Linked DNA regions of Mus musculus: region 1 is linked to region 2. Evidence: chromatin loops called from intact Hi-C (ENCODE). Cell type or tissue: left cerebral cortex. All regions are shown on one strand.

Evidence for each region. A loop is a pair of places that touch in the nucleus more often than their neighbours do. Peaks named below come from ENCODE experiments on the same cell type or tissue, not always from the same donor. Only the 100,000 strongest peaks of a DNase experiment are listed, where the experiment ranks them.
Region 1: it touches region 2 in a loop (2.4-fold over the local background); 4 of 42 quality-filtered maps call a loop at or near these places.

Annotation. Positions count from the first base shown.
Region 1 is chr7:19,626,201-19,631,200 of GRCm38, forward strand. Relb (avian reticuloendotheliosis viral (v-rel) oncogene related B) reads right to left here and starts at 3,238. Exons shown (of 12, transcript NM_009046.2): 1 at 2,991-3,238; 2 at 1,723-1,770. The coding sequence starts at 3,042. In left cerebral cortex, no CTCF peak of the experiment used is centred here; DNase peaks (open chromatin) are centred at 2,552, 2,978, 3,336, 3,953 and 1 more place; H3K4me3 peaks cover 1,652 bases; H3K27ac peaks cover 1,405 bases.
Region 2 is chr7:19,587,262-19,592,261 of GRCm38, forward strand. Clasrp (CLK4-associating serine/arginine rich protein) reads right to left here. Exons shown (of 21, transcript NM_016680.5): 6 at 4,732-4,816; 7 at 3,829-3,977; 8 at 2,978-3,074; 9 at 1,485-1,563; 10 at 1,330-1,403; 11 at 564-605. Among named protein-coding and RNA genes, the nearest start is that of Zfp296, 12 kb to the left of the region's middle. In left cerebral cortex, CTCF peaks have their summits at 2,168 (motif pointing left) and 2,788 (motif pointing right); DNase peaks (open chromatin) are centred at 2,162 and 2,824; H3K27ac peaks cover 980 bases.

The DNA.
Region 1 (5,000 bases), 39 kb after region 2:
AGATAGTACTGCAGCCTATGCCTGCCTGCCTCAAGCTAGTCTCCCTACTAACACGGTCATAGGCTCACCCTCCAAAACTGTAAGTCTCAATAAATCCTTTGTCTTGGTCGTGGTGGTTTGTCCCAGCAATAGAAAAACAACTAAGACCCTCAGAGAGGCCTTGAACAAGACAAGTAGCTGAGGATGGCCTTGAACTCCCTATCTTCCAGTTCTCACCCCCTAGGCACTGGAATCACAGGTGGGAACCAATAGGCCCCATTTTATAGAATGCTGGGTCCAACACAGGGCCTTGCACATGCTAGGTAAACTCTCAACCGAGCTACATCTTCTATCCATCTTGTTTGTGGGTTGTCTGTCTTTGTTTTGTGTTTTAATACAAGGTCCCACTATCAGCCTCAAATTTGTGCCCATCCCCCTGCTTCAGCTTCCCCTGTGCTGGGAACATTACAGAACAGTATAGGCATGTACTGCTTTTACTGGCAATAGTTGTTGTTGTTGAGGCAGGGTCTCTTCCTGTAGACCTGGCTGTCCTGGAACTCACTATGTAGCCCTGGCTGACCTCACTGAGATCTGCCTGCCTCACTATGTAGACCAGGCTGGCCTCACAGAGATCTGCCTGAGTATAAAGGAATAGACCATCACTGCCTGCTCCCTCTCCCTGCTTCACCAAGGGTCTAGATAATTTAAATGGACATGGTCTGAGAACTATGATAGTCTAACTAACTGCTATTATTACTCTTATTATCATGACTATGCCACTAACAGCTACTATGAACTGGAAGGCTATGAATTTGTAAGCATCAACTCATTTAACTTTCTCTATCTCCAAAAAGGAACAAATGGGTATGAAACAGATGAATAAAACTGAGGTAGTTTTAGGGAAATCACGTGAGGGGGTGGTAACATCATGTCTGAAATTCAGTTCCAAGGCCCAAAATAATGGATGATGGAGAACATCTAAAAGAGCCTTTACTTAGGGGGTCAGCAAATAGAACTATACAAGCTTCTAACAGTCTTGACAATATGGGCACGTAAGGAATAAAACAGGGAGAGACAACGCTGTGATTATAAAATGAAAAAGGGGTACTAATATATGTTTTAAGGTGTGTGGTGAGGTATGGGGGAAGGGGGTGCCTCCGTGGGCCCATGCCAAGGCATCCCTTCCCTGAGGGACCAGCCACTCGAAGGTTGAAGGTCGGTATAGTATAGAACAGAGTTTATTTAGGGCATGGGGAGGGGAGTTAAGAGAGTAGTAGAAGCCGGGCGTGGTGGCGCTCGCCTTTAACCCCAGCACTTGGGAGACAGAGGCAGGCGGATTTCTGAGTTTGAGGCCAGCCTGGTCTACAAAGTGAGTTCCAGGACAGCCAGGGCTACACAGAGAAACCCTGTCTCGAAAAACAAAACAAACAAAAAAGAGAGTAGTAGAAGCAGAGAAAGGCAGAGAGAAGTAGAGAAGTAGAGGCCAGCCATGACCACGTGGAGAGAAGGGGAAAGGGAATGGGGAGAGAGGGGAGCAAGGGAGCAAGATGGAGGGGATGCATCAGCCCCTTTTATAGTGAGCCAGGACTACCTGGCTATTGCCAGAGAAATGTGGGGGTGGAGTACAGACAGAGTACCAACAGACAAAGCTTGCAAAGTGGGTACACTCATTCCCTCTCCACGGGGGCTCCTCCAATCCCATTTCCTACAAGCAGGTGGGCAGGGGCTGTGGGGGTTGCTCACCTGTGGTCCTGGAGACCGTTAGTGACAGGGAAGAGAGGTCACTGGAACCTGTGAGATGGAGACCTGGATTAACAAACAATGCAGGACCAGAGACTCTGATGAGCCTGCTCCTCTCTCTGGCTTGGTCCCTTGAATAAAGTCCCTCCTCCTTACCGAGCTCAGGTGCAGGCCAGCCTTCTCTAACTCCTTTTTTTTTTTCTTGGTTTTTCGAGACAGTGTTTTTCTGTATAGCCCTGAGCTGTCCTGGAACTCACTTTGTAGACCAGGCTGGCCTCGAACTCAGAAATCCGCCTGCCTCTGCCTCCCAAGTGCGCCACCACAACCGGCTCTTCTCTAACTCTTGAAAAAAGTTCTGGCTTTTCGTTTCTGCCTTTGACTCCGCCAATCATCACTCAATATCCGCTACTTTCCCCATTAAGGTGGGACTTGGAGGACTCCTGATGCCTCAGGAAAACCCCCGTCTCCGTTCTTCCCTCAGGGCGAAATCCGAGCCCCAATACTTCGTCACTGGAGAACTTTCCTCTCCCCCATCTCGCTGCAGGCCCCGCCCCTTTTCAATCCCATCGTCAGGCCCCGCCCTTCGTTTTCTAAACAGGCCCTGCCCTTTCCCTAGACCTGCCACTACGCCCCACTTTCCCCCACCCCAACCCAAGGGTAAGTCCCGCCCACTCACTGAGCCACACACCTCTTCTTGCTCTTGGAGCCTGACCCCGCCCCTATTTCCTGTCAAGCACAGTCCTGGATCCTCCTCCTCGAGGTCAGGCACCGCTCCTCCTTAAATCTTGAAGCTGGGCCCCGCCTCTTTCTTTGCCTCTAAAGGCCTAAGCCTTGCGGGAGAAGGGTCCCCCTTGTTTGGAGAGAATAAAGCCACTTCCTCGAATTAGGCTCCGCCCCTTACTCCTAAGAGCAGCCTCACCCACTCTGTAAACCAGAAGCCTCCTCTGAGTTTGCCCCGCCCCTGTGTGTATGGCTCCTCCCCTTCAGAGTTATGCCCCGCCCCTCCTCTCGACCGCCGCCCGGCCCGCCCCCTTCTTTGCCTCAGGCTCAGGCCCCGCCCCCTTCTCACTCCTTAGCGGGACGCCTAGCCTGTATCTCCCCGGCAAGACCCTTCACCATCCTCTACCTTCTGCCTTATCCCTCGCGCAGTGTCCCCGCCACCCTTGTACTCTCCGCACCGAAGCGCGAATCCTGCGGAAACCCGCAGATGACTCCGAGCGCCCCGAACTCCCCGAGCCCGAGCCCCGCCCCAGAGGTTCCACTCTGCTTACCCAAGGCCCCTAGCTCGGGCGCGGACTCTCTGGCAGCGCGGCGACTCGGCATGGCCCGGCCCGTAGGGACCGACAGCCCGAAGGCCAGCTCAGGGCGAGCGCACACGAGGGCAAGCCGGGCAGTCGGACAGCCCGGTCGGCTGGGACGATCACCGGCCGGGCAAGCGGTGCAAGGCTAGGGCCGAAGGCCGGGCTGGACGCACGGCGCCCGGGGCTGCGGGGGGCGCCGGGCCGAGCGGGCGGCGGGCGGGGGCGGGGCGGCGGAATTCCCCGGCGCCGCCGGCCTGCGCACCCATTGGCTCGTACCCCTCCGTGACGTCACGTCAAAGGGAATGGGAAAACCCCCGCTGCTCACGTGACTGCGGGGGCGGGGTCGGCCGGGAAGCGAAGGCTTGGCACTTCGCAGGGTCCGGGTGCGAGTCGCTGCCCATTGCCTTGGCCAAGACCACTGAGGTCCGTCCGGGTCCACTTGCGCCCTACCCACAGAACAAGCTGAGAAATGGGCATTCCATTTCCCCTACGAGGGCTTGAACCTGCTATCTTTCAGGCTGGCAAATGAAGCCAGGAGTGGGAAGTTAGCAGCCATTGATAATTTGTTTGAAGTAAAATTTACATAGGGTCTCATCTTGCCCAGACCGATGACCTTGAACTGCAGATCCTTTTGCCCCCATGGATCCTTCAGATTCGTCCCTCCACAGTGCTGGGACGACAGGCATGAACCACCACCTAGTCTATGCAGCACTGAGTGTTGAACCCAGGGCTTCATGAATACTGAGCTACAGTCCCAGCCCGTTGGTGATATATGGCACCTATAACCTATAGAAACCTATAGAAACTTGTATGTTCCATTCCCCTTCTATCATAGCATGTGTGATCAATGATTCAAGCAACCTACGCATAATTAAGCACTTGCCATATGCTGCAGCCTGTAATGAAAACTAGGGTACAGCATTACTAAAACCAGGCCCACTTCTTGCTCCAGAGGCAGAAAACTGCAGCAGTGAATGATGTGGCACCGGTATCTACTGTTGCACACCAAAGCAAAGAGCATTGTTTTGGTTTTGCTATGTAGCTCTGGTTGACATTGAATTCATGATAATCCATCTGCTTCAGCCTGAGTCCTGGGGATCCCAGGCACCTACCATCACGTCCAGCTTAGAGCAAACCTTTTCTTGCAATGAAAGACATTAGGCTCAGGCTTTGAGAACCAAATGGTCTTAATTTTCAAATGTGCCATCTTACATAAACAGCCAAGGACCAGAAACAGGGATGTGGCTATGTTCTATTAGAACATAATTTGATAAATATAGAAATGGGAATATCATGTAACTTTCACACTGAATCATATTCTTTTTCACTTTGTACCAGAGGGAAATGTTCCAGTGTCATAAGCAAGCCCAGGAGTGGACATCTCCCATAGAATAAGCTTGCCAGTCACACACACACACACACCAATCACTGCTTTCCTTGAGGTTTTCCAACTGTAGTGCTGAGGATGTGGCTTGTGATAGAATGCTTGTCTAGCATGTATGAGATTCTAGGCTGTGTTCTCAGCAGCACACAGAAAGATATTGTAGCCACAATATGCCCATTCTGGACAGACAGAGGCAGGAGATCCACTGACAAGTAGTGAGTTCCACTGCATAGCAGGCCCTTGTCTCAACGCAAACCAACAAAATAAAACAAAAAAGAAGGGGGAGAAGAGGGGGAAAATTGGGCTGGTGGTGTGGCTTAGTGGTAGAGCACCTGCCTAGCATGTTGGAGGACCTGTGTTGATTGCCTGGATCTGAGACACGACTGTGAATTCAAAAGCAAAACTGAGAGCCAGGTATGACAGCTCACACGAGTAACTTAAAACACTTGAAAGTCTGAGGCAGGAAATCACCACGAGTTCTAGGCCAGTCTGGACTACTTATAGCAAGACCCTGAATGAAAAGACAAGCAATCTCTCTCAAGAGAGTTGTAATTGGAAGGTCCTGAATCAAATATCCTGTGTTCAAATACTAGGTT
Region 2 (5,000 bases):
TTTTTCACAAAAGAAAATGGGCAGGGGGTAGTAGGGGTAGAGGCCAGCCTAGTCTACATAGAGAGTACCAAGAGTCCATGTCTCAATAAACAACAACAAAACAAAACAAAAGTAGCTGGCTTTCTGTGCTAGTAAAATGAAAGACGGTGTAGTGCAAAGAAGGCTTTGCCGATGCAAGAGACCTTGGGTTTCAGCCCTAGAACGGTAGCAAAACACAGTGAGGTCTTCCTGCTTAACCTGGAGAGGAGGTCCTCAGCTAATTCCAGCCCATGAAACACTGAGCCTAGTGGGACTCCCTTTAGGGAAAAGCAGGCCAACACAAAAGGCCCCACTCCCTGGCCTTAGCAGAGAGTGAGGGGAGTTTCTCACTAATTCTGGGAGTCGTGTGTTAAACACACCCAATCTCTATGCCCCTTTATGTCCTAAAGAGATTCTAAATTAAAAAAAAAATTTGGAAAAACAAAACTGATATAGACCCAACCCCTATCCATAGACCACAGGATGCCATCTGTAACAGGAGTGACCCAAACAGGAGTGACTTCTTCCAGAGCACTGACACTTACCGCTTATAGGGGTCATAGGTGGGGCTGTCTCGGCGGGCATAACTATGGAGAGAACAGGGAAGGGCAGGAGAGCTGAGACCAGGCTGGCTAGTGTCAACTATTCCACTCTGAGCCCCAGTGCTGCAGATTGTACACCCCATGTCATTGTGGGGATCCCACATTGGTCTCCTTATTACAGCCCTGGTGCTGCCAGTGCTACACTGGAAGCCATGGTGACCAGTACCCAGCATGGTGACATCAGTGCTGGCGAGAAAACAACAGTATGTCCAACTAACTCAGTGCAGTATCTGAGTCTGAGGATTCACACTCTTCATAGGGGAGGAGCGGTCCCTGTGAGGGTAAGTAACGTCCTCTGGTGGCAGTGCCCTGTGTGGAGGGGCCTGTGGCCTGCTGCTAACCTTACACTGTCACACCCAAACCTTCCTCAGACATTTGCCCAGGGCTCCCAGGCCCAGATTCTTCTCTACTCATATGCAACTGCTCTCCCAATCCTCTCAAGACTTCATTGTGGGAAGTAGCCTCTCTCCACTTTACAATGGAGGAAACTAGCCAGAAGAAAGGAGCCTCTTATCTAGACCCTGTAGAGATGACACTGACCAGTGCAGGTGGGCTGTGTTGGGCCCAGCAGGTTGACTGAGAGGTGGGGGGCAGGTGGCCCGGGAAGCATTCCCATGCCTCCAGCTACTCCTAGCTCTGTAACTGTCGCCCCACTGCCAAGGCTGGGCTCCACTCTCCAGCCCCTGGCTGTGCAGAGGAGATATCCTACCTGGGAGGGCTGATCTTGCGGCCTCTCAGCCGCTTCTCCCGGAACTCTCTTCGCTGTCGCCGGGAACGACGGCCCTGGATGGGGAGGAAGCACCAGGACGGTGAGGTGTGCCCTCACTGGATCCACTTTTACCCCCGAGCCCTACCAGACCTCACCGAGTACATGGCTTTCTCCTCCTCCAGGGCTTTGGCATGTTTGATGGCCTCTGCCTCCTCCTTATCTTTCCGTAGCATCCTGCAGAGGAAGTTAGGATGGGCATGAAGGGCATAGGTCACAGAGTGGGCAGAGCCCTGGTAAAGGCAGCAAAGACAGCAGGGACCTGATGTTACTCCATGATTCCTTTCTCCCTGAACCAGGGCTCTGCTGTAGGCTAGCTGGTCTTTAACTCACGGTGAAATCCTTGTAGCCACGGGATGTGCAGGCAGGCATTACCCTACCCTTTCCTTTTCTGTTCTTCCCTTTGATGGGGTCTTGTTCTGTTGGGCCTAGCTTTGAACTCATAACCTTGCCTCAGCCTCAAGACTGCAGAATCATAGGTATGCGCTATTACACTTAATTTCCCTTCTGTGTTTAATAGATTTTATTGAGCACCTAAAAGAGCTGGTTTTAGACCTGATTTCTGTGTGCTCTGCCTGTGCATGTGTCTGTCACATGTGTGCCTGGTGAATGCCCTGGAACTGGTTGTGAGGCACCCTCACAGTTGGCACTCGGGGCTGGAGAGATGGCTCAGAGGTCAAGAACACCTACTGTTCTTCCAGAGAACTTGAGTTCATTTCTAATCGCCCACATCTGATAGCTCACAACTGCCTTTAACTTCAGCTCTAGGGGATCCAGCGCCCTCTGCTGGCCTGCACATGATGCACAAAACTATATATAGGCACAACACCCATACACATAAAACTCAGAACAAAACAGAAAGGAGAACCCCACAAGAACACTTTAAAAACTGTGTGTGGCTACTCCATGCCTGTAACTGTGAAAGGCAGAGGCAGGAGGATGGCTGGGGCTGGCCAGCCATCAGCACAGCTCCAGGCTCTCTGCTTTGGGCTGAGTAGTGGGGGCAGCAACAAGCACCTTTAATCCTTTAAGGGCAAAAGCACTGGAGCAGCGGCCCTCAGCCTGTGGTCCTGTCACCTTTGGCAAATCTCTATCTCCAAAACATTTACATTACATCAGAGCACCACAAAGATTAGTTAGGAAGCAGCAGTGAAAATACTGTTATGCTTGGGGTCACTACAACATGATGAACTGTATTAAAGGGTCACGGGGTCAGGAAGAACCTCTGAGCTAGAGGGTTCTAATAGGCCAGGGCAGGGACCTGGGGATTCATCCCCAGTGCCACACAAAAATGGTTTCTGGTCTGTCGGTGCCACTGATGTAAAGAGAGTGCTTGGTGTGGCATGACCAAGTACAGGCAGTGGCAGAGGCTTGCTCACTGTCATATGAACATGCATAGGGATGACCACTAGAGGGTGCTGTCCCCAAAGAACTAGTAGCTTCCAGGTCACGCTGTAGGACAAGATCTGTTTCTGCAGAAAGTGGGGCTACAAATTCATAGCTCACAGGCTGAGAACAGATGCTGGTAGCAGGCATGTGATACAGAAGCCAGGGCATAGCCAAAATCTGGCATGCCAGCCAGCACTCTCACCTGACAAAGTCTCCATCAGCCATGCCGTAGGTTGTGGCCTGCTTATTGAGATCAGCCACCTGCTCCTGGTTCAGCTCATCCACATCCACCTCCACGTCTGCACAAGAAAAAGGCTGTCAGGGACCCAAGCCCCAGGAGAGGGGGGAGGAGCACCCCAAGTCGGGGCAAGTCTGCCAGATAGAGCACCTTCAGGGAGAATGTTGCTGTGCTAGCACAGCTCTGAGGACCAAGCTGAGGCTTGGCCAGCACAGCACACAGCACAGCAGGGGACCAGTAGGGTGGGTGGACGAGTCTGTGGATGGAGTGCACGAAAGACAAGATGGGAGGTGGAAATAGATGGAGGTGGGGTGGGCAGAGAGCGGCACACAGAGGAAGGGCAGGAAGGACACACATGAACTTTGGCTCTGGCTGGGGCTAAGTCTGCATGTGCACCAGGAAGAGTAGGATAGAGACGGGGCAGTGACAGTCTTCTGGCCAGGCACATCCACAGGAGAAGGAGGTAACCATGGGGTATGAGCGATAGAAGCTGAAGGATGGGGGGCAGCTCTAGGAATGGGGAAAGTTGCTTTCCCAGAGCAAAGCAAGGCCAGCCTACGTAGAAGAGGAAGGGCTAGCTCCTAGGTGGAAGAATCTTCTAGAACAGTGCCCAGAAATGGGGAGGGAGAGCACATGGGATAGGGGACAGGCAAGACAAGGGACAGGGAAGGCTGGAAGTAACAGGAGACTGAGGCCCTGGAGCTGGGGTAGGGTGGGGGAGGCCTTGTAAGCACGGGTACCCCACAGGGTGAGGGACGAGACACAGAACCGATGCCCGGGGACTGCAGGTGGGGAGGGCAGAGAGGGAACCCCACCGATGTCGGGGATGACCTCATCTTCATCCGAGTTGCTCTCCTCCTCTGCTGGTGACTCTTCCTCCTCTGGCTTCTCAGCCACCTTCTCTACCTCGGCCACAGTACTATCTTCATAGGTGTAGCCGATGGAAGCCTTCTTCTCTGCCAGCCTGGGAAGAGAGCCATGAGCCAGGGGGTACCCGGCAGGAGCAGGGCCACAGGTGAGCCCCACAGTGGTTACACATATCCACCTAAGCTGGTCCACTCTAGCCCACCCCACTATGGCCTGGTCCTTCCCATTCCTGTCCTGGTACAGGGCCTCCTCTTCCAAGAAGTCCTCCTTGTTCACCTGTCAGGATACAAGCCTGCCTGCCTTAAGTCCCATGAGTGCAGATCCCAGAGTCATCTTGAACAAAGTGTACCTCAGCTCTGCTTTCAGGGGCCACATTGAGAGGCCACTGCGGACTTCAACTGTCAATATATCTTGCCTCATCCCAGCACCCTTATCCTGGAGCCAAGGCTGAGTATCAACAAGCAGATCCTGTAAGTGGTTGCTCCCAGATGTGAGCAGGGATCTGACAACAACACCCAGCCAGGCTAGCTTTAACACTGATGCCTCCAGGCCTGCAGTGCTGTGGGCTGCAAGCTCACTGCGTGCTGGCACCAGAAGTGCATGACTCCCTATCACTCATGGTCCTCGAAGCTCCTGACTTAAGGCTGAATCCAAGGGGCTGCCTTTCCTCAGCCTTCCCCACAGGACTCACCCCCCCACCCCCTTCTGCAAGTTAGAAGCAACAAGCTTGGGCAGAACTGTGGCTGCCGCTTCCTCTCCACATATACAGAGGCCGCACCCATTGAGTGCTTACTGACCTGATGGGATGGAAAGGCTAGTCCCCACCCCATCAGACCAGACCCTTGACTCACTTCTTCTTCTCATCCTCGCTGGGTCTCTGCAGGCCTCCGTACAGCTCATCAATGTAGATCTGATACAAGCACTGTTCCTCAGAGACTGGCAAGGAGAGGCACAGGTCAGCCCAGCCAGGCACATGTAGATGGAGTGGGACACGAAGACATGGCGGGGGGGGAGGGGGGGGGGGATGGACAGCCAAGGTAGAGTCACCTATTTCAAATTATTCTTCTGTCTAGGACCCAAGTGACCACAGTATATAACACCAGCCAGGTGATCCACTCAA